Regions from separate parts of the Mus musculus genome. Here all the other regions are linked to region 1. Evidence: chromatin loops called from intact Hi-C (ENCODE). Cell type or tissue: heart. All regions are shown on one strand. Region 1 has its middle 59 kb from the start of Qpct. Region 2 holds the start of Cdc42ep3 (CDC42 effector protein (Rho GTPase binding) 3). Region 3 overlaps 4930429F11Rik (RIKEN cDNA 4930429F11 gene).

Evidence for each region. Hi-C counts contacts between places; a loop is a spot of excess contacts. Peaks named below come from ENCODE experiments on the same cell type or tissue, not always from the same donor. Only the 100,000 strongest peaks of a DNase experiment are listed, where the experiment ranks them.
Region 2: it touches region 1 in a loop (2.4-fold over the local background); 12 of 42 quality-filtered maps call a loop at or near these places.
Region 3: a loop joins it to region 1, with 2.6 times the contacts of the local background. A loop is called at or near these places in 4 of 42 quality-filtered maps.

What each region holds. Positions count from the first base shown.
Region 1 is chr17:79,107,085-79,115,084 of GRCm38, reverse strand. No RefSeq gene overlaps it. Among named protein-coding and RNA genes, the nearest start is that of Qpct, 59 kb to the right of the region's middle. In heart, a CTCF peak has its summit at 4,065; no DNase peak of the experiment used is centred here.
Region 2 is chr17:79,351,458-79,359,457 of GRCm38, reverse strand. It overlaps Cdc42ep3 (CDC42 effector protein (Rho GTPase binding) 3), which reads left to right and starts at 4,367. Exons shown (of 2, transcript NM_026514.3): 1 at 4,367-4,641. It overlaps Gm17315 (predicted gene, 17315), which reads right to left and starts at 4,759. Exons shown (of 2, transcript NR_165822.1): 1 at 4,454-4,759; 2 at 1,438-3,633. In heart, CTCF peaks have their summits at 3,572 and 4,872 (motif pointing left); DNase peaks (open chromatin) are centred at 3,337, 3,577, 4,367, 4,807 and 1 weaker place; H3K4me3 peaks cover 3,529 bases; H3K27ac peaks cover 3,266 bases.
Region 3 is chr17:79,468,498-79,476,497 of GRCm38, reverse strand. It overlaps 4930429F11Rik (RIKEN cDNA 4930429F11 gene), which reads left to right. Exons shown (of 2, transcript NR_033463.1): 2 at 1-874. Among named protein-coding and RNA genes, the nearest start is that of 4930429F11Rik, 5.4 kb to the left of the region's middle. In heart, a CTCF peak has its summit at 4,632; DNase peaks (open chromatin) are centred at 3,697 and 4,047; H3K27ac peaks cover 369 bases.

The DNA of each region.
Region 1 (8,000 bases):
CCACAGGCATTAAAATCATAAACAAGAAAAATAGGTGTTAGCCTTTATTCAAATTCTAAAACCTTTCTATTTCAAGTATTGTCAATAAGGGGAAAGGAGTCTGGGAAGATGACTCTGTTGGTAACGTGAACCAACGTTGGTATAGCACACAAACATGAAAACTGAGTTCGAATTCCATCACCCACATCCAAAACGCTGGGGCTCAGTAACAAAAGCCCATATTCCCAGTACTGGGGAAGCAGAGACAGGAAGATCTCCAGGGCTTGTTGACCAGATAGTCTACCCACACTGCAAGTCCCAGCTTCAGTGGGAGATCCGATCTCAAAACCTACAGTGAAACTGATAAAGAAAAGCATGCACATCAACCTCTGGCTCCCATTCACAAAGCACTTACGCACACACTGCACAAGAACAATTCATTATAATTGGGGGGAATCCCTCAAAGATGAGGGCAGGGGAGCATTTGCAACTCATCAACTTCAGAAAATATATTCGGAGTAAGTAAGGACGCATTACTGAACAATGGAAAAAGACCACATAGCCCAGTTAAAACAAGGGCACATAGGGCATGGTGGTGCACATCTTCGATCCCAGCACTCAGGAGCCAGAGGCAGGAAGATCTCTGTGAGTTTGAGGCCAGCCTGAGTATAAATGAAGAGTTTGAGGACAGCCAGGACTACATAGTAAGATCGTGTGTGTGTGTGTGTGTGTGTGTGTGTGTGTGTGTGTGTGTAAACAAGCAAATATAGTAGGCAATATTACACATGATAATCACATGGTGATGCCAATCTCACAGGGAAATACTATTTCTGATCTATTAGGACAGCTGTCATTAAAATAAGAGGTAGTGATGGATGTTGGTAAAAGTGTGGAGAAACTAAAATGATGCGTGTTTTAGAAAACAGTTTGATAATTTCTCTAAAACACTCAACTGTTAACCAGATTACCAAGCAGTTTTACTTTTAGGTATATCCAAAAAGCCTGAAAACATGTATGTATAGAAAAACTCAGAACAAATGTTCAAGATGCTAAATGGACAAAACATAAAAATGATACAATGTCCATCAACTGGTGAGCATTTTATATAATTACAATGGGAAATTGTTCAACAATGAAAAAGAAAGAAAAAAAAGACATTATTTGGCTGGGCGTGGTGGCGCACACCTTTAATCCCAGCACTCGGGAGACAGAGGCAGGCGGATTTCTAAGTTCGAGATCAGCCTGGTCTACAAGGTGAGTTCCAGGACAGCCAGAGCTACACAGAGAAACCCTGTCAAAAAAAAAAAAAAAGAAAGGAAGGAAGGAAGGAAGAGGAAGGAAGGAAGGAAGGAAGGAAGGAAGGAAGGAAGGAAGGAAGGAAGGAAGGAAGGAAGAAAGAAAGAAAGAAAGAAAGAAAGAAAGAAAGAAAGAAAGAAAGAAAGAAAGAAAGAAAGAAAGAAAGAAAGAAAGAAAGAAAGAAAGAAAGAAAGGAAAAAAGAAAAAGCCACTGATACATACTACATACTACACTATATACATACTACATACTATACTATATACATACTACTACATTCTACAACTATATGCTTGGTAAAGAAGCCAGACATTAAAGATCACATATTTTACCACTTCATGTGAATTACATGTCCAAAAATGGACTATTTCTAGAGATAGAAGAACTATCTGTTATGTAAGAGAGGACTGTAAGTAACAACAGCCAGCAAACAGGCAAAAGAGAACTCTTTGGATGATATAAATGTCTCTTAAAACAGGAATTGGGCTTCTTCTAGTGGCTTGTTTCCACCAGCCAGGCCCTACCGCCTACCTTCACAACCTTCAAAATATGAGCCTGTGGGACTTCTCAGAGATAAACCACAGCATTCCACCTCAGGGCCAAACCGCATGACTACCGCATGATGGAAAATACATTCAGTCTAACTTTAAAAGGGTTAACAGTCCCAGCATTGTACAAAAAGCCCAAAGTGTCTTCTGAGACACAAGGCAATGCCTTAGCTCTGAGTCCCTGTAAAATCAAGAAGAAAGTTACATGCTCCAAACCTACAACAGTACAGAGTAAACACTCCCATGCTAAAGGCAGGAATGGGAGACTAGCAATGAAAGGGCAGACCACACAGGTTGCACAAATGAACAGATATACTAAGAAATCATGAAATGAACAACTACAATGAGTGGATTTCTGCTATGCATGTGAATAGGCTACTTATGAATAATTTAAAAGACATCTAGGTTTATAATAACATTGTCTCCCTGTTATTTATTGAATATTATTCCTTTCTGTTAGCTCCTAGACAGCAATTTCGGCACAGGATGTAACACTTATACTGTCAATATCTTGCAGTCACCTCCATTCTGTGAGGCAGGTATAGTTATACCCAGCCTTCTGAGGAAGAAACTGAGGCACAGAGCTTAAAGAACCTGGTCAGTCTCAGAGACCGTCTGTAAGCAGCACAACTACAAGTCAATTTCAGGTCTGCCTAAGCCTAAAGCACAGAACCAGGCCTGAACACCCTGCTGCTAGGCTAAAGAATGAACCAGGTATCAGCTAATAATATTTTTGTTCTGGCAAAAAAAAAGGGGGGGGGAGAGTGGTTGCCTAGCAACAAAGGTCAAAATTTCGAAACACATTTTCTGGTCTCTGTAAGGCCAGTCCCAGGGTTTGAAGACCTTTGTTGCTGTCATAAGACAAGTGACTTGAACACTCAGCTCACATGGGTCAACCTATTCTCTTTAGCCAAGGCTTCTAATTTGTCCAGTCAGTCCCAGTGCAAATGAAATGGGTGTCTACAGTTGGTATGCCCACGTGAATATCCCAGGAAGATCTTATAAACACAATTCTTAGAAACCCATGTCCAGGTGGTTAATAAAGAGCTTTGGTATTGTAGATTTATTTTTTTTTAACAAAGATGGGGAAATTGTTAAAGTCATACACTTCAAAGATAAGTGTGCTTGCGCCTGGAGATAGGGCTCAGCAGTTAAGATCATTGTATGGGCTTCCAGAGGTCCTGAGTTCAATTCCCAGCAACCACACAGGGGCTCACAGCTATCTATAATATGATCTGATGCTCTCTTCTGGTATGCAGGTGTACATACAGATAGAAAAATATATTTTTTCTTTTTTTAAAAGGTAAATGTCCGGATCTGAATTCTGCTTCAGCATAGCATGCGCTCATCAAATTTCTCATCGTTGTGACAAAACACCATAAAGAAACATCTTAAGGGAGAAAAAACATGTTGAACTCCAGTTGCCAGAGGTGTTGGTTCTCCGTGGCACAGCGAAGGCGTGGTAAAAGCTGAGTAGACACACCTTGGCAGTCCAGGAAAGCCAGCAGTAGCTTGGCTTGCTATTTCTTTCCTCTTCTTATTCCATCTGGGCCTTCAGACCGTGGGACAATGTCACCCACACTCAGGTTCATCATTCCCTCTCCACTAAGCCATCCTGAAAATGTCCTTACAGATACATTAAGACGTGTGCCTCGGTCTCCCCGGTGACTCTCAATCTAAACACATCAACAACAGCGATTAACCATCTCAATACTTGTACCATGTTAACAAGTTAACCTCTCCAAGACTCAGTTTCCTTATTTAGAAAGGAGGCTGTCTAAAATAGATATCTCTATAAGGTTATCAATTTTTAATTATAGGATGCTTCAAGAATACACTCATTAGGCAAAAGCGAATGTCTTTCCCCTCTCCTTGTGCGTGTGTGCGTGTGTGCGTGTGTGAGTGTGTGTGTGTGTGTGTGTGTGTGTGTGTGTGTATGATGCATGTGTACACATTCCTAGAGAGCCTTGCAGGCTGTGCTGACTGACTGTATTTCTCTCAGTAGCAGGTCAGCACCACATAGGCTGCTGGGTTGGATACAATCAGCAACACATAGAAAAGAAAAATAGCCAAGCCCTCGGGCACTCGGGGTTGTGACCCTTGGGAGAGACTTCAAATTTTATATTTGAACTCTATTGACTTACTAACAATGCATTCTCCCACAGCCCTTCAAAGATGATCCTGAAAATAAATGGATAAAGAGCTGCAAGAAGAAACATGAGGCAAAGTCGACACCTACTGGCAGCCTGAGGTTCATGCAGAAAGCAGTCATCCCGGAGTTCAGTTGCCCTAAACCCAGATGAACCCTGAATGCGAATTGTCACCCTTTTATGTGTGAAGTCTACTGTCAAGGAAACAGAGATCTGGACAAAGGTTTATATGCAAAACTTCATCAGGTATTGTTTATTTATGAAAGTAAAATATTAGAAATACTGAGGGAGATTAAAATAAATACACTCTGATTTATTCCTGCAATGGACTACCATGGAGCCATTAAAAACTGTTTTCAAATCATTTATTAACATACAATGTTCTTTAAAATAATTCAAGAAAGGATATTATATGTGCAAAGTATGGATAGGATAATGATTGACAGTAAAATTTATATGAATAGGAAAAGATTATATATATATTCTATGTATACACACATATACACATATATATACATATACATATGTATATATTCATATATATTCATTCATAGGAAGAAATCTAAGAAGGCCAAGAGCTCAGAGTCCGAGTGCTTGTCTGGCATGTACAAGGCCTGAGTCCAATGCATATCTCTGCAAAAGGAAAAGAAAAGAGGGAATGGAGGGAGAGAAATATTACTGTTTTCTTATTTCTATACCTCTATACTTTTCAAACTTACTGTAATAACTGCATTGCTTTAGAAAATATTAAAGAGCAATAAATAAGAACTTTTCAGCCGGGCGTGGTGGCGCATGCCTTTAATCCCAGCACTCGGGAGGCAGAGGCAGGCAGATTTCTGAGTTCGAGGCCAGCCTGGTCTACAAAGTGAGTTCCAGGACAGCCAGGGGTATACAGAGAAACCCTGTCTCGAAAAACCAAAAAAACAAAAAAACAAAAACAAAAAAACAAAAAAACAAAAAAAAACCAACAAAACAAAACTTTGTGAAGCAATCATTTCAATGACTTTAAAAAAAAAAAAGAATAGTAGCTATAAAAAACGAAGGAGCGGTGGTGTTAAAGATCCGAGGTGGACTACTGGAGCTCCGCCTCGGGAGCTGCCTCAGAGGGGCCAAACAAAAGCGGAGTCTGGTCCTCATGGCCGTGCTAACTGCATCTTGACTTCCTAATTTAGCAGACAAAGTTAGAAAGTAAGGGCAGCAGGAGCAGACACGCAAGGCAGCATCAGTATTGCTCCTAGGAAGCCCGCCCAGAGGATGTTCTCAGATGCTAGTGGCAGCCTATTGGTATCACCTGTGTGGAGGGTTTTCTTCTGTCCTTGGCTGTGCGTAAAAAGTCTGCTCACCAGAGTAGATTAATCCAACTCTGTCTCTTCGGTGAATGTCTGACTCATTTCTCCCCCGGAGTATTTCAAGGTCCTGGCTCTTACACACACCAGCAAGTCACTACACTCCTCTGATCTTTACCAGTCTCATTGTTAAACGTGACAAGAGCCTCGCAGCTGACTGTGGATGCCACCTTTATATAAAATACCGTCCCTTGAAAGTAACCCCAACCAAAATGCTAACCAAAACTACAATTAGATTCTAGACCACCCCTGTCAGAATGGTTATCACTAAAATAGCAACCGAAAGCTGACAAGCATGGTGTAGAGGGAAAGTGTGAAGTTCTCTGACCATTCGAGACATCAGGAGGTGGTTCCTCAGTAATTCCTAATATAGAATTACTATATGATCCCAGCTATGTTTTCTTTTCTAGAAATGTACCCAAAGGAGACTAAATTAAAATACTACAGAACCACTTATCTGTCCATGTATATCGAAACACTATTTACTATCGCCAAGTTATAGGACCAGATTACAATGTTCATCGATAGATGAATAGTAAAGAAAATGGGTATAAATAATGAAGCCATGACATCTTCAGAAAAAATGGATGGAACTAGGGATGATAAGGGAAATAGGTCAGTTACAGAATTATGATAAATATTTCATGTTCTTCACATGTAGAGTGTGTGTGTGTACATGTGTGTAGGGAGAGAGGGAGTAGACTAGAAGAGGGAAGGGGAACGAGAGAAATAAGAAAGGGCAGAGAAATACATGAGACATGAAAGAGGAAGGGACAAGTGTTGAGGGGAAAAGGGGGAGAGAGTTGTGTGTGAATAAGAACAAAGAATGCAGTGTGTTTATAAAATTCATATTGAAACCCATTCCTTTGTTATCACATGAAAATTAACAAACAGGAAAGAAAGCAGCCTTGTGTAAGGTCATACTCGTGAGCATCCTTCATGAATAATTAGTGCCAGACATTCTCACACGCTGTTTTTAAAAGTGTTAATTCACCTAATTAAAACCCTGTGAGTGAAATCCCAATATCCACATGAGAGAAAGGAAATATAGCCTGATCAATGTTGAATGTGTTTTATATTGAAGAATCGGGATTTGAATTCAGCCACAAGGCCAAAGGTAAAGCCCTTGAACACTACTCAGAGTGGCCACATGGCTTTTAGGGCTCAACAAATCCCTGCAGAGAATGAGGTTGCAGCTGAGGATATCGTGGCCCAGAAAAACACTGTGATTGGCCCAGACAACTAACAAGAAACACCGCAGACTTCACTTCCAAGGACAGTGAGGCCCCTGCCCCATCTTAAGCCAATGTGGTTCCTTGTTCCGGAGCCTGCACTGGGGTTTCTGCTTCCATTTAGCACCACTTCCCTTGTCTGGTAACCAGAAACTTGAAGTCCACCCTGTTATTCAATGGTCAAATTACATACTCTAAACGGTACTTGGTGAACCTTTGAACTTCTGTGGAAACTGAAGGTCCGCACAATCAAGTTTCCACCACCGTAGGGAACAGAGAGGGGAAGCAGGACATCTCCTGTAGGAAGGGGCCACAGTCATGAAATAAGAAGTCTCTCCAAGACACAGGCAAACCCCAGCTTCGGCATCATAATGAGATCTCCTGGGGCCTTTTCCTCTCCAGCCACCATATCCACAAGGCCAAGCTCTACCTAAGATGATATACTGGCTGGTTTTGTGTGTCAACTTGACACAACTGGAGTTATCACAGAGAAAGGAGCTTCAGTTAAGGAAATGCCTCCATGAGATCCAACTGTAAGGCATTTTCTCAATTAGTGATCAAGGGGGAAAGGCCCCTTGTGGGTGGGACCATCTCTGGGCTGGTGGTCTTGGTTCTATAAGAGAGCAGGCTGAGCAAGCCAGGGCAAGCAAGCCAGTAAAGAACATCCCTCCATGGCCTCTGCATCAGCTCCTGCTTCCTGACCTGCTTGAGTTCCAGTCTTGACTTCTTGGTAATGAACAGCAGTATGGAAGTGTAAGCTCAATAAACCCTCCCCGGCCCCCCACCCAACTTGCTTCTTGGTCATGATGTTTGTGCAGGAATAGAAACCCTGACTAAGAGAAATTGGTACCAGCATAGTGGGGTATTCCTGTGACAACCTGACCATGTTTGGGGGAGGACTGTGGAAGGACTTTGGAACTTTGGGCCAGAAGATCCATTTGGTGTTAAGAGCTCTGTGAGATGTTGTGTAGGAGCTTGGAAGATAATGTTGAGAACAGTGCAGAAGATGGAGGCCAGGCTTGTGAAATTTCAGAGGGAAAATTAAAGACTCTTTTCAGGGCCATTGTTATTTTGTGAAGATTCTGTGGTTCTAATTAGCTGGGGCTGAAGAATCAGCTGTGATTAACAAGATACCAGAACTACTAAAGTGAAACTTTTGTATTACTGGGACTATTGATGCTGGTTAGATGGAGCTAAGAAATTAGCGGTGATTAAGAAGAGACCAGCATCATTGAGGTGACATCTTCTGGGAAGTGTTTTCTGAGAGCACGGTGGCTGTGTTCCAGATATAGCCAAGATTGTACCTTGTGCTGTGGCTGGACTTGGTAATGTGAAAGAGTCACCCAGGTGGTACTAGTTTTGAAGGCATGAAGTGGTCATGAAGAGCAGCTGAGACTCGGCACCGAGAGAGGCCATGGAAGGCCATTGGTGAAGGTGCAGCCTCAGTTGCA
Region 2 (8,000 bases), 240 kb before region 1:
GTAGCAGTGAAACACACAATGTTTCTGTCCTTCTGCAGTTTATGTTCCGATGTCGGGCCACAGGGGACATGAAACAGACATATGATCAATGTGTCAGGTGTTAAGTCCTATGGAGAAGGATGAGAGGGTAAACGGATGAAAAGGAACCAGACTTCATCTCTGGGGAGCTAGCAGAAGCCTGGAGACAACTAGGAAGCAGACATAGGGATACCTGGAGAGAAAACCTACCCAGAGAGACCTGGTAGCAATGATTCAATCAACTATCCTCTCAAAGCTGGGGAAGGGAGTCTCCTGTAGAATGACTCAATGCCCAAAAAAGCCTTTTAAGTTGCCTCAAAGTGAAGAGTGGAAACTGAAAGGTTGGTTTTGCTTGTTTTTAAGTTGTCAGCTTGCAAATTACAGGCCTTAGCACCTTACTACCCAGTACAGACAACGCAACCTGAAATGAGGATGGCGTGAGCTACACGTAAAAGGATGATTAAGAGTAGCGAAGGCTATATAAATCTTAGGCAATGCTCTTCATCAGTCACCAATTTCCACTAACCATCAGATCGATTACACCTATGTCTATAGCTGAAGGTCTTATCCATGATTGAATTAGTGCTGGGCCATGGTTAGTAATCTCACACAAATTGTCTTCAAAGTTCCAGGCTGACCTTCTGCCCTGCTTAAACCCGTAAACCAGGCCTGCCGTTTGCATGCTACCATAGTTTCCAATATACCATTTCCTGCTCGGTCGGATTAGGTGAAGCTCAGGCTCTTAACCAAAAGGTGACTTGAGTTTCTTTATTTACAAGGAAATTGCTAGTTAGAAAATTTCTAAGCTATTTGGCAACTAGTGAAGGCAATTCATTCCCACTGGTGACTGTATAGAGTTCCTCTCAGGTGTAGCTAAAGTTTGTGAGCGAGGGGAACACCTAAGCTGCAGCTAGAGCCGCACTTGAAACATTGTAATCAAGCTGGGAGCGTAGCTCAGTGATAGGCTGTGTGCCTAGTATGTGCCCTGGGCTTCATCCCCAGCACCTTCAAACAAAAAGTCTCAACCTTGCAGTTTCTTACTGGCACCGCCCCCCTCAGATCTAACTTGGGGGGGGGGGATAATGGGGAACATATATGCTTCAGTTCAACCCGAATGTGGCATTTTAGGAGGAAAACCCCAGCTGAGCACACACGAGTACATTTCAGCTTTGCCAGAAGAAAAATAGTTATGCATTATACATGGACTACAAAGACGCTTTTTTGTAAGCTTTCCTTTCAAATGTTTGAGTTTTAGAACTTAAAACGTTCCATGTGTTTTGTGTTTCTCCTTCAGTTAGACTAAAGTAAAGGGACTGAAATTTTGGTTTCAGCAGTTGTGCGGTCTATCCCAGGAATGTTTAATATAATATTATCCTGTGCTATAGAGTTTGTAAATAAGGCTCTTAGACTCATGGCTGATTGCTATTAAGGACTTTTTATTCAACAGATATTATTGTTATTATTACGTGCCAGGCCCTGTTTTAGGTACAGAAGCTACAAAGTACTTCATGCCCATCCATCCATGCATCGCAGAAAACAGGCCATAACCAACACTATAAATACATATGATGTCATGTCAGGTCATGAAGAAACTATTCTTCCTGCTTTATTCAGGGAAAGGGAATTTGGGTGGGACTGCTATTTTAGGGGAGGGAAAGTCTCACCCTTGAAGTCTTATTTGAAAAAAAAAAGATCTTAATGAAGGGAGAAAGGAGGCTTTGAAGCTTTGGGGGAAGAAGTGTCCTGGACAGATAGAGGGCAGGGCTCAGCAGGCATAAACTGAAGGGCAGCTTGGAGTCTCATATGGTGGGATGAAGACAAGTGAGAGCAAGTATTGGCAAGGCAGCCATGAACAGAAGCCACGTGACAGTTCTCCCTACTCCATCCTAGGGGAAACCAACACTAGTCTAGCTTCAGTGGGAAGTCAAAGAGATGATAGGGACTCATCCGTAGGCCCTGCGTGCTATAGCTATTAGTCCTAGACTTCCAAGATTCCCACTGATTTTTTCCCAAGGCTAACCCTCTCTGAAATACAGTCTCAGAAGTCTCAGTCGTCACGAAGCGAAGTTTTCCTTTCTGCTTAGCAGGAGAGCCTCCTGAAGTTAACAAAATCTAAACCCACGGAACCAAAAGGCTGCCATGACTAAATCAGGAAATGAACTCATTTGGAAAGAAAATTCGCAACATGAGGGCTTTTTTCCTCACTGAAGGTGTTCAGCACAAATAAAATAACACAGCCTCAGGGAAGCCAGGATGGATCAAGTCAGCACTACCAGAAACCCTTGAAGAGGTAGGTTACACATGCACTGTCTAGGGCTCAATGGTAAAGACTTGTTTAAAACCTCATATAGAAAGAAACCACCTCTACGTGAAACAGAAACAGCTCATAAGAATGAAAACAGAGTTTTGGCATAAAAGTTTTAACTTATAGCCACCTGCCACCCTATGTTTGCACAAACTGTAAAAGAAATTATTTACTTAGACACGTGGAAATGGACTGCATTTAATGGCAGCTAACAATAGAACGAATTTTAAAAATCACACACATGACATATGTGTAAGGAATGCTTTTATGCGTAAAAAAGGAATTTTCATACAGCATTTCATAAATGTATATACATGCATATTTGTACTTTTAAAAATACCATATGTAATGAAAGCTGTGCATAAATATTTATAAAAATACCTTTATCTAACTAGGCCAGTAACATTTAATATTTTTCAATAAATTCATATATAAAATATATACATTAGTGCCAAATGGAACATATATTTTGAAATATGAACCCCAAGTAAAACTCTGAGGAATTCGGAGTGGAACCCAGGTATCTGCCAAAGGCAACTTCGGAGCAGTCGGTCATTCGGAGAAGGGAAACAGTGCCGGGTCCCTTATCTTCACCGACTGTTTTGCTTGTCAAAATTCTGGTATCACTTCTGCGGTTTTGTATTTGACTTCCGACCTCATGGCCGTTTAACCTGCCAACTATTATTTTCTTTGAGGCTTTTAACACTCCACCCAAGTATTTTGCTTTCCCCAACAGTTGTGTCCGCTTCCTTTTTAAATTCATCTTAACGTCGACCGTGGTTTAGGACCTGGGCTTAAAGTGCACCCGGTCTAAGGTTTCAGAGCGATTCAGATTGGGGGCACCCTTGTGATGACCCCGATAGCGCCCAGGGAAGCCAAGGTCTCCAGGAGGGGCTCTGCTTTGTGCCAGGATTTCCAGGCAACCTGAGAGTCCCAGGGTTGGGGCCAGACCTGGAGCGTGCGACTACTCGGGGTTCTAGCTCCTTTTCCAGGTCAACCAAGCCGGCGGGGGACATCAACGCCGGAAAACACCACCTTTTCCTGTCTCCAACCTGGCGGACTAAGGGAGAAGGAAGAGAGGGCGACCAATTAAGACAATTAACATTAATTCTCTGGGTTCCTACAGAGGTCCAGGGACAGAGGGGCGGGTCGTCCTGAGGCCCTGGCTGGGTGACCGACAGGTGCAGGTGTCGCCACGGGCGGAATTTTACGGTCCGGAGCAGCAGCAGCTGCGCCACTTGCGCCGCCTCGCAGAGCGTCCCGGAGAGCCGCCACCCGCTTCCGCAGCTTTAGGTCAATCTCTGACAGACCTGGAGGGGGAGGAGACGTCACCCTCCCGACAGGAAAAACCTGCTGCGTCTGCGTTTCTCTGCGTCCCGCAGGCTCTCAGCCTCCACCCCGCGTCTCCCGCGCGTCAGATCCGCGCTCCAGGTTTTGGCGACAGCTTGCAAGGGGAGCCGGCTGCACGTTGACAGCACGCGACCCTCCTTTTCCCTCCCGAGAGCTACAGCTGCCAGGGGGTCCCCAGGGAGCTGCGGCCGCGCTGCGGCGACCCGGTCAGGTGGCCCTTCTTCCCCGCGCAGGTCCCCTTCCTCCGCTGCGAAGCCCCGCACTGCTAGGTGGGTTAGGTAGGACAGGGAAAGGCGGGGACACGAGGGTGAGCACGAGGGTCCCGGGTGCGGGCGGAGTCCCATTGTTCTCCCGCACCGTACGGACAGCAACGCTCTGGGGTCCCCTCTTTAAAGGGAGCACCCCGCCACTTTTCTTTGTGCCTGAGGGAGCCCCAGCCGGCATTGCCTCTGAGAGAAGCCACCACTGGGAAGGGGTGGAACTGGGAGGTGACAGTGGGTAGCCTTTGTCCTCCAAGAGTCCGCAGCCTCGCCTCCAGTCCTGCGGGTCTGGGGGTGGTGGGGAGGTGGGGGACAGGTACAACGGAGGGACGGTCCAGGTCGGCCCGCACCCTTCTCCCCGCCCTGCCCTGGCCTCACAGCCCCGCCCCGCCCCGCGCCGGCCCCGCCCTGCGTCCTGCGCCCCGCCCTCGGCAGGTTGAGGCCCGGCGTCCGGCAGCCGCGCGCACAGTGTCGCGGGCGCTTCCAACTGCCGCTGGGAGCACAGCAGCGGGACGCTCACCGACAACCCAGTTCCGCAGCGGCTGCCTCCCGGGAGACGCCGCGCGCAGTCCCGGAGCAGATTCTGCGGTGAACCGTTGCCGCCCCTCTGGTTCTGCGCGCACCAGCGAGGACTGTTGCGCCCTCGGGAGGCGACCCGGGCCGACGCCCGGCCCTCCGGGCAGAAGCTAGGAGCCTTAGAGACTGCTGGTGAGTGTGTGACCCAGGCTGTCTCTCCACCTGTAAGACTGTCCGACCCTCAACCTAAGCCCCCTTCCAGCTAGTGCAGATGGTGGCCTTGGAAGACTTAGAGGGTGCGAGGATAATCTACCGCACCGCCTGGTTGAGCTGATGTTTAGAGGATCAAAGGGGACATCATGCTTGACGTCCGGGAGGGGGGATCAGGACGCGGAGCTCTGCCACCTACTTCTTTAGGGTGGGGCTGCAGTCAGCACGGCCCCCTCCAGGCCATTGACAGCCATTCTGGGCGCGTGTTGCGTTTTTCCAGCAGAACAAACCGCACTTGGCTACCGCGGCCCTCTAGTTGTGTGTTTGCACCGATGCGGCGCGGCGCGAGAGTGCACCGCGCAGCTTGGCAGTTTCCGAACTGACAGAGGCAGCACATTGTAGCTGAGGCTCCAACCTGCAGATCTGGCAGTTGGGGGAAAAAAATTTTTTTTTTCTTTCTCGACTGCGGTTTCTGAACAACTGAAGCGTTTACAAGATCTTTACTCCCTCTTCCTCCTCCTTCCCCTCTCCTTCTCCTCCTGCCTCTCCTCCTCCTCTTCCTCCTGCTATTGCTCTTCTTCCTCTTCTTTTCTCTTCCTTCTCACTAAGTATCTTGACACAGCCATGCGAGGACGAATGGATCCGGCCAGTCAGTTTTTTTCTTTATGAATTATTATACTCCACCCCGCTCTCGCCTTTGGGAGGGAAGGCATGTGTTTCATCTTATAAATAGAAAGTAGCATATTTTTTGGCAGGACCTGCTTTATACTGCACCGTCTAGGAGAGGTCAGTTTAAAAATAAATATGCACTTGAATGTTACATTACCGAGCCGGCTGTGGCTGGGACAAGCTGCGAGTACAGCGGCATCAAAGCTGGGCGCACATCTGTGTTGAAAGGAGTTAAAGCCCCAGAGTGCAGCCCCGGCTGACAGTCAAGTAATTACATTTTGTTTAAAAAAAAAAAAGTGAGTGAATTAAAAGGAGGGTGGGAAGAGGAATGTCAGGCAGGGACTGGAGCCTGAATCTTTGCAGCCTTGGTGCGTTTGCGGGGAGTGGGCTGCTGATTGTGTGCAGTGTGTAGTGGGGGCTCTGGGGAGGGAACTGATGGATGTGTTGGGGAGACAAAGATTCCTTCTGCTGCTTCCTCACCCTGGCAGCTTGTAGCCCTCCCAGTATCCTCGAGTTCTGGGAGGGGGTGGAGGAGGGGTGCCGCCTTGAAAATATTAGGAGGGTAGCAGATGTCCCTGCTTTAATAGTAGACCCAGACTTGGGAACTCCCCCTTAACATCACAGGGAGAAATAAGCCTCCCCAGGAAGCAGCCAGGATGCCCCAGGGGCACCCCTAAGTCCATTAAAAGACTCCTGTAATGGTCTGACTTATAAAAGATCTTTCAACTAACAACTGAGCTAGGGAGTACAACTTCTGGACAGTTGTAGATACCTCCACCACTGTGATTTGATGGACAGTTTAGATGTCAGTATACACAAACACCTTTTTCAGAATGAAGGACTCGGCCATAAGGCCGTTATGAAATGTCTAGCGATGTAACGTGTGAGATAAAGGATTAAGATCTATATTCAAGGAATGGTTGACAGTCCATCTGGAAGTGCCTAGGTTTTCCAGGAGGCCTCACCCATGGTTGGAAGACGGGGCTACCAGTCTCGGGGCTCACAGCCCCTGGGCTCTCAGATGATGTTTAGAGGAGAACTTTGGAAGCCTTCTGGGTCTGTGGCAGTTTCTGTTTTCCAGCCGTCTCATCTGCTAGAGATTTGCATTCTGAATTCCATGATTGGAACATGGTGCCGAGGCTGTGGCAGCCCCCTGAAGACATGAAGTAAGATGAGCTCCTTCCCACCCCCCTAATCTGCACCCTGAAAGTCTGCCTCCTATCTTCAGGGCACCTAGAAAGGTGTCGAGAGTAAAGTACCTGGTGTACATTTGCTTTCTTGGTTTTTATTGTGAATTTAAATGGGGTCCAAGATGCATAGAAAGCTGTGACCATGATTGCAGAACGGCTCCCTGGAGCCAGGCGGCCCTATCTGCGCTCCAGTCTTCCCTTTAATGTGGTGTTTTGTTTTATGTCTGACATGTTCACAAAAGCTGCCCTTTTCCACTTATAAACTTCCTGCTATTCAACAGCATTGGGGATAAAATCTCTTTAACCTATATCACCCTAAGGTTTTTAACCAAGCCATAAAACTTTCACAAGTCCTTTGCCCATTTAGACATAGCATTTATCCAATGGGTGGCAATACAGTTCCCAACCTAAAAGCCCTTAGAAAAATTGTGCCAATTTATTACTAGTACTACTACTACTTATTATTATTATTATTATTATTATTATTACCACCATTGTTTCAGTCTGATTTCATAAAGGCTGTCTTTCTAACTAGAATCCCACTGATTTTTTTCATTAAGAACCGAAAAATTGTATTTTTAAATACACTATGCTTCCCAGAGAACAAGTAGCAGATTCAACCAGGCCAATTAAAAAAAATCTCTTAAAAGTGCAGGTCAGAGAATTCTAACGAACATCAAAAGTAATTCTAGCACAAAGCCTGTCCTCAGTGCTAAGCTAAGTACTCTTCTCAGTGCCTTCATTAACCTCTCCATTTCTAAACAATCCTCGGTGCTAAGCTAAGTACTCTTCCAGTGCTTTCGTTAACCTCTCCATTTCTAAACAATCCTCGGTGCTAAGCTAAGTACTCTTCTCAGTGCTTTCGTTAACCTCTCCATTACTAAACAATCCTCAGTGCTAGGCTAAGTACTCTTCTCAGTGCCTTCGTTAACCTCTTCATTACTAAACAATCATTCTATGAAAGGTGTGCTAGTGCCTACATTTTACAGGTGTAATAACAGAAGACAGACCAGTGATGTAGGTTGCCCAAAGTTATACATTAAAGAACATACCTAACTGTGGGTGTGTCCTAGTGCCCAAATCTATATGGGAGTCTGTGCCTTTTTGGATTAAAGGATTGGGAAAGCCTGACATTATTAGCTTGGGGTAAGAGCACCCAGGTGCATTGCCTGGCTCTATCGTGTAGCACGTGTGTGATGCTAGACAAGTGATTTGACTTGTGTGATTGTCTCATTTAATATCCATAGCCAGTCTTTGAGATAGATGGTATGGTACTTCTTTTCCAGACAAGAACTTAGACTCTCGAGTTCTGTACCTTGGTCAGGTTTATACAGCTAAGTAAGTAGCAGGGCACAGTTTGAACTCAGGTATGTCTGACCTAGTTCTGGATACCACACCTCCATTGTCTGGGTGGAGGGTTACGGGAGCTATGAAATATGATTACTCTTATGGCTTTTGGCCTCTGGAAAGGAACCCATCCTG
Region 3 (8,000 bases), 360 kb before region 1:
ATAGACCCTTTCTAAATGTGAACCGGATAAAATAGAACTTTTCAACTTCTGAGTCTATGATAGATTAATATGGATGGCTCCAGGAATTTCTTCCACATTTCGACATATATACTTCCTTGTGTTATTAACTGGCAATCCCTTCCAATTAAGGGCAGGTCTTATCTTCTGTCCTTGAGTCCTGCATGGCTCTCAGACTTGCTTTGATTAGTAAAATATGGCAGAAATAGCAACAGGCCTTGAGGTCTACTCGCAACTTCTGGAGCCCTGTGACTCTCACACAAGGAAACCCAAGTTGATGTACTCGGGTGTAAGTGACCCAGACAGCAAGGCTGATAGTTAACCATCAGCCCCTTCCAGTATTCCTCATGCCTCTATCTGCTGAGTACAAGCATACGTAATTCCGTGTGATGCCACCAGAATTACCCAGATGTATGAGGCCCAATTTACAGAATCAAGAACAAACATGGTTGTTAGCTTAGACCACTAAAGTAGGAAAATGAGACATGATGAAGGTGAAGAGGTTGGAATATTTAGATGGTAAATTTGTATAAATACTGAAAGGGGGCATGAAGTCAACTCATGATGTCATCCCTTAAACTATGGTGGGTTCAACATCATTTAGTGGTTATTTTAACTAAATACAGAAAGAATTTGGAATTTGATGAATTTGTGAAGACACATTCCTATCATGTGTGTAATTCTTTGAGTAAACATATGTGCTATAACCTCAAATTTAGTGAGATCCAAAATCAGGGGCTTATTAATTTCTCTATCTTACCTATATGGACAATATCGTGCTTGAACATATGTGTCTGACCAGAGAGGTATTGAGAACGTTTCCAACATTGTGTCAGGGGATCATAATAAAGCTTAGAACAAAATTTTCCAGTCTTTTGGCCAGTCATTCCCAATTCCTTTGGCTTTATGGTAGCAACACACTCCCAGTATCAACCTCTCATCAGCTCCCAAAGACATCTAAATTATTCTGTAATAAATAATGCTTAGAAAAGGGGCATGGAAGCAGGAAGGGGGAAAACAGGATGTTTTAGGACAACCTGAGCACTCCAGGCCCAGACCCCAGTCTGCATCTCCTTGGACATGTTGGAAGAACTTTGGGCAGAAAAGCTCAGAAAATCCCTCAAGTCCTTCACAGCCAAGACAAAATGCCCACCAGAGTGGGCTCTCTTCTGAGCAGGGAGGCCTGCGATGCCACCAGAATTACCCTTAACTGAATCATGAACAAATGTTCACATCTTCTCAGGGGACATCCTACTAGTTTCTAGTCTATGTTTTCCCATAGACAGGGAGGGAGTAGAGTTAACTGTGTATAGCAGCCACCAGACTACATTCTCCCTAAATTCTGGAGGGAGAGTGACTTAAGAAATTAATGCACAGACCAATGGGGTACAGGTTGCTGTGCAGAGTCTGAGATTTCAGCTTCACTCTTAGGCTCAGTCCTGGTGCTGCTGACCCTACTACCGTAGGATCTGTTTTTGTTAAGTCAATTTGTTCTTTTAGTCAATATAGAAGTAAGAAAAAGGATCACAGCCACAATGGCTCTAGCTTCTGGTCTTGGCTTCATTGGCATAACTGCAGTGAGTGTGGGGAGGAGAAAAGGATGGGCGTCTTGTTTAGTCCTCCAGTTCTATTACGAAACACCATGACCAGGGTAACTTATAAAAGAAAGGAGTTTAGTTTGGCTGACATTGCCAAGGGCATAAGGGCTGTCATGGCGGGGAGGCATTGCAGCAAGTGGCAGGCGTGACGACACGAGCAGGAGCTGAATGAGCACATCTTTTACTGTAAACTCAAAACAGACAGAGCAACCTTGAAGTAGGCTAAGCCTATAGATTCCCAAAATCCATCTCCAGTGATACTCTTTCTCCATGAAGACCACCGCACAGCTCTGGTACTGGAAGGAATACCAGCCTATCAGGGAGAAAGCATGGCATGCTGGGAAGGAAAGTCGGGGGTACTAAAACCTAGCTCCAGCACTGATGCGTTCCAGGCATCCAGTATTCAGGCAGGTTAATTAAAGTTCTGAGGCACATCCCAGTGTATAGCATGCTTCTAAAAGTACCTTCGAAGGAATCTGTATACACTGTTGGCGGGTCTGTAAATCAGTCCAGCCACTGTGAAGAGCACTATCAAGGTTCCTCAAAATACTAAAATAGGCCAAGCATATGGTCAAGCTGTACCAATCCTGAGTATACATCCAAAGGAATCAACGTCACCATGCACGAGATGCCTTTACACCCTCATTATTGACAATAGCCAAGTTACAGAGCAGCCTCAGTGCCCATCAATAGATGGTGGATGAGGAAGTGTGCAGTATATACACAGTGGATACTACTAACTCAAAAAGAATGAAATCATTGTAGGACAATGGGTGGAATTGGAGATTATCATATTAAGCAAATTTAGTCAAGACTCTGAAAGACATGCTTACTTTCAAACATGGAGTGTAGGGGGACAGGGTCGCGGGGAGGAGAGAGGTCACATGAGGCTAAAACTGTCCAAAAGAGAATGGGAAGGGAACCAGGGGAGGAGAAAAAGAGGGGGAAAGATTGAGGAGGTTTGGATGTGAGCAAAGTATGCCCTATGCATATCTGAAACAGCACAATGCGTTGGAGAGCCCTGCTGCTAAGGTCGCAGTCCACCCTGTCTAGGGTTCCCATTGATGGGTGCAGGATGAAGGAATCCCTCTCTCAGTGGGGTTTGCCCGACCTTGTTTGGAGCACAGGTGCCTGAACTCATTTGGAAGATGACCCTGCACAGGGCTTCTTGCCTGGTAATTAGGTACTGTGTTATGACCAAACAGCCCTTTCTACTCACTATAAAAGCTCTTATCTACCCTGTCTCTGAAATGATAAGGTAGAGCTATCTCACTGAAGCTGACTCCCAGAAGTTCTTCTGTCATACGCACTGTACACAAACCCTGCTGTCCACTTCTGCTCCCTCCGCTCTCATGGGTCGGTGGCCAGTGACCCTGGAGGAAAAGGGAGACCCAGAACAACGTAGCCTGTTATTCTGCTTGACTATATATGCTAACAATAGATTGAATTAAGCATTTCAATGTAGTATATATGATATATGATGCCATTATTTCTATTTAAAATATGAGGAAGTTAAGAGGCACTCATGCCACTGGCGGTGTATCAACTGCTCTGAGCTTAGAATTCTATCATTTCTAAAATAATAACAACTCTCCAGGGCCTCTCCCCTAGATGAGGTGTCTGTAAATTTCTTGTGTTACCTTGCTGAATCTCTAATGCTTTATAGCCTCATGGAAGGGAGCTATCTCCATCCCTGTTTACAGCTGAGAGAAACCAAGGCCTTGACAGATTGGGAGACAGCCTGAATGAAACCCGTGTTCTTGTTCACTTGACTCTATGAGTTCCCATTAATTAGTCTTGCAGGATTGCAGGATGACTTCCGGCCCTACATCCCTTACTGGGTGATGTGGAAGTAGCTATGCAAACATTTGGGGGAGGTCTAACATGCACATTTAACATCAACAGGAAGAAAAATTGTCCCCACTCTTGAAGACAACAGACCATGCAAGAATCCCTGCTCAGATGACTGCAGAGACAGCTGTGGAAGCTGTGAGGAGAGGCTGTTGCAGTCCTAGAAGCCTTCCTGAAAGAGGCGAGTTTCACCCCAGCTTGTCACAGTAATGTCAACACAGAACACGAGCCAAAGCCCTGGCTTCCAGGACCGCAACCCTGTCCAGGGGAACATGGGCAGGTGTCCAGACATGGATGGAGAAAACTCTGCTAGGAGTAAACAGGATGGGAAAATGCTCTTAACATCATAGAAATGAGGGGCAGGACCACCCATCTCATCCTCATGAGATCCCACACAGTACACAGTAGAGCCCACACCATCCTCATCCAGCTTATCTGAGTTCTCTTAGAGACCGCAGTTCTCAGTGCCCAGGGGAGTGACAATGCACTCTCTCCTCTTGGCGCAGACTCTTGCCCAGCATGTGGGCCTGTTCCATGCACTTTTATGTCTCTGTTTACTTTGTGTGTTTCCTGAGTGCCCCATGCCTTTAAAGGAAATGCCCCAGCCTCAGCCTGTCATTATGGTTCTACACTGGTCCAGCTCCTGGGATGGGTGAGCCTGGGTTTTTAATTTTCTGTGACAGGAGATAATTGTCACTTGACTTCCCACCCCTGAAAATAAACCCGGGTGGTACTTCCCGGCTGGAAATCCACAGAAGTGGGCTGGTGCCAGGAGAAGCTTAAGCCACGATCTGGAGCAGTTTGTCTCCATGTACCTTACCCTTTCGTTTTTTGTGGACTTCAAAACATGCAATTACCGTTTTCTTTACAAGTCCAGGATGGTAAAGTGAAAAAAGTTCAAACAGATTTTTGGATAATGCATGCAATAACTCCTGGAGCGGGGCTCCATGAAATTTGACTCTGGGGGTACAAACCCTCTGTTCTGGACTAATCTTTTTTTTTTTTTTTTGCAGCTGCAGTCAAGTTCAAGGGCGTCATGCCCTGCCCACCAGGGTTATCCTCCACTGTCTCTTTTTTTCTCTTTTAAATATGATATCTCCTGTAAGAAATAATCTGGGCAAAGCCTCACCAATCAAAAAGCATTTAGATGACAAATCAGAACATGGCTTCTTTTCAGACAATAGATGTCACCCTTTTCATCCTAAATCAAGGCAGCTAAAGCCGAACTTCCATCTTTTGACATAGGTGTCTTGGACACTATTCATAGACTTGTCTCATCATAGCTGACATAAGTGGAAAGAATTGTGAAGCCAGAGCTGGTCATAGAAACTTAGATGCCACCAAGTTATCTGGAAGTTTTACATTGTAACTGTGGCTTAGAACAAAGAGGCAAAGAACTTTAGAGCGGTAAAGAGGAATAAATCCACAGAAATACTGTTCCTTGATGCTTCTGAGACATAAAGGCCACTCCTATGCCTTAGATGATATCTGGACTCAAATTTTAATATTTATAAGCTTAGATATATTATCTTCTTTATTTCATATCTATACAGTGGGACAGATAGCAAACCTGTCTCACTGAGCTGTTAGGAAGTTTAAAATAGACAGTGTCAGGGTGGTATATTCTTCCTTTTGAGCCCATGGCAAAATTGCATTTTTTAACTTAGCTTGTTGTCCTGTTGCTTCCTGACCAAAAACGACTTGGGAGGAATGGGTATATTTAGTTTGCACTTCTAGGTCACAAATCATCACAGAGGGAAGTCAGGGCAGAAACTCAAGTCAGGAAGCCAGAGGCAGAACCATGGAGGAACACTGCTTTCTGGCTTACACTCTGGCTCACTTACAGGCTCATACTCAGCTCACTTTCTTAGACATCCCAGTCCCATCTGCCTAGGGAACACGCTGACAAAGGTAGACTGGATCCTCCTATAGCAATTGTCAATCCAAACAATATCTTATACATGCTGTTCTTATATGGCTAGTCTGTCGATTGAGGCTCCCTCGGATGACTCTATACTGTGCTAAGTTGATAGTTGAGAATGACAACTAGGACAGTTATTCTACGTCTTGATGTTGGGATCTTAGCCTTGGGGTATGCTTGAACAGCAGAAATAATTTATGTTGCTCTATCACAATAGTCACTGTCAACTTTACAGGATCTAGGACACACATCTATAAAGGGTTGGACATATCTATAAAGGATTACCTTGATGTGGTTTTACTAGTTTATTAAAAGTTATATTCTTCACATTTTCTTGATTGCATTCCCTTATTTGATTGTCCCAACCACTCCATGAGATTAGTAATACTGACTCATTCAGTTCAGGAGCAGAAGCAGTAAATATTACAAGACAAGACAGCAAACTAGATGAGTTCTAGAGCTTTGTTTTCAACCTTAAATAGGGAAGTCTCTGGTGGCTCTTGTAATTCAATTCCAAATCTTCACAACTCCCCCTAAGGGGGCAGAGGTTGTGACCAGCCAGCCCCCCCACTCTGAAGCTGGGTGAGTTTGAACTAGATACGGGTGTAAAAAGGTTTGTTGACAAGGAACATGAATCATCTGAAGAGAAATTCCATCTGTGCTGTGAACATGTGGTTGATAAATAGCATGATAGTAAACGGTGTGTCTACCTGGAAATCCTGCAGGCCTTATCAGATACTTAGAGACCAGTGCCCATCTCCTCTTTGGTCAAGAAGTCTCCAAGAGGAGGCTTAGGTCTCCACACCAGTCAGCCAATACCAGGCTAAAACTTTCTAAATACATTGTTAGAGCAGTCTCATATCTTATTGCATGGTGAAGTGATTCTTTCTCAGAAAAAGTCGCAATTTAAAAGAGATTTGACACAAAGGACAGGATGCACATACCACATTTTATCGCTATTCATCTATTGATAGATTCCTAAAATGATTCCTATTTTGGCTATTATAATAGTTCTGAATGAACAGTGGGCTATAATATATCTCCTACATCCTGATTTTTCCCCTCTTGGATACTTACTCTGTGATAGGATTGCTACATCACACAGTTGTTAGTTTTTTGTGAAGCCTGCCTACAGGGCATTATGCTAAATTAAACATGCCAGGCACAGAAAGACAAACACAGAGTGTTCTCTGTCATTTATAGAAGTTTTTAAATGATTTCATGAATGTAGAAAGAATCATTACTAGAGGCCAGGAGATGGAAGGGAGGGTGTGGTAGGGGGAAACTGGTTACTAGGTACAAAACTACAATTAGATGGGATAAATATGTTCCAGTGTTCTGTAACACAATGGAATGACTATGGTTAATAAGAATTCACAATGCTTTTCAAAATATGTTTGGATATTTTTATCAGAAGAAACTGATAAACATCTGAGATCAGGACTGGTTAATTACCCTGATGTGATTATATTGTATACTTGTATCAAACCTCATTGTACCGTATAAATATGCACAATCATATGTTGATTAAAATACTTTTTAAAGGTATTACATTTTTAGAGTCTAGTCATTAAGAGTGCATACAAAGAGCTACTGAGAGTGCCAGTGTTTTGGACTGGAGAGGACATGAAAGACTGGAGAAATTTTATGAATTCGCCCATTTCCTTGATAACTTTGGCTTTGAAGTTTGGCCAGCTGACACCAAGCTGGAGAACTAGGCATACAGAATCTTATTAGTTATCTACCCATTATCCATCCATCCATCCATCCATCCATCCATCCATCCATCCATCCTTCCATCCATCCATCCATCCATCCATCCATCTATTCTCTGATATTGTTTGCTCTCTGTTATAGTTTGAAAATGAAATGCCCTTCTTCAAGCTCATGTATTTGAACACTTGGCCTCAGTTGGTGTTGGTTTAGCTGTAGAACCTTCAGGAAATGGACCTAGCTAGAGGACAGGGGTCACTTGAGGAGATGGGTTTTAAGGGTTATAGCATCCTCACTTCCTGGCCCTAGCTTGCTGCTTCTAGGTCTACTGCGATATGAGAATTCCAGCCTTGCTCTTTCCCAGCCAATCCTTCCCTGCCATGACTGACTGAACTCTCTCAGACTGAACCCACATTAATGCTTCCTTCTTTAAGTCACTTCTGCTGGGTATTTGGTCATAGCAATGAGAAAAGGTAATATATACAAATGCCATGTATACAAAGTGAGGCTATGCCCCATGAAGGAAGTACAGAGTTCCCTGCCCTAGGGATGCTTCAGTCTGTCACAAAGAAGTACTTTAAGGAGGCTACACAGTGAATACCTGTCACTAAACACTTATGATCCAGAAGTGGGTGAACTGGGCTGAAAGATGACCACAGTCTTTAGGGCAGGTCCTTTCACAGTCCCTATTTTGTTACTGACTGTGCCATTACCCTGAGGTACTATGAAGGAGGAATACTAACACAAATACTGTGTTTCTTTGGCTTTTGGCCTTTTCATATATAGCTCCGGGTCTTGGAAACTGTGACCAGAGGCTTTCTCAGTACCCTGAGGTTACTGTGAATAAATTTAGGAACACATAGGAATTAATTTCTTGCAGAACTGGGTGAAGGAGCTTC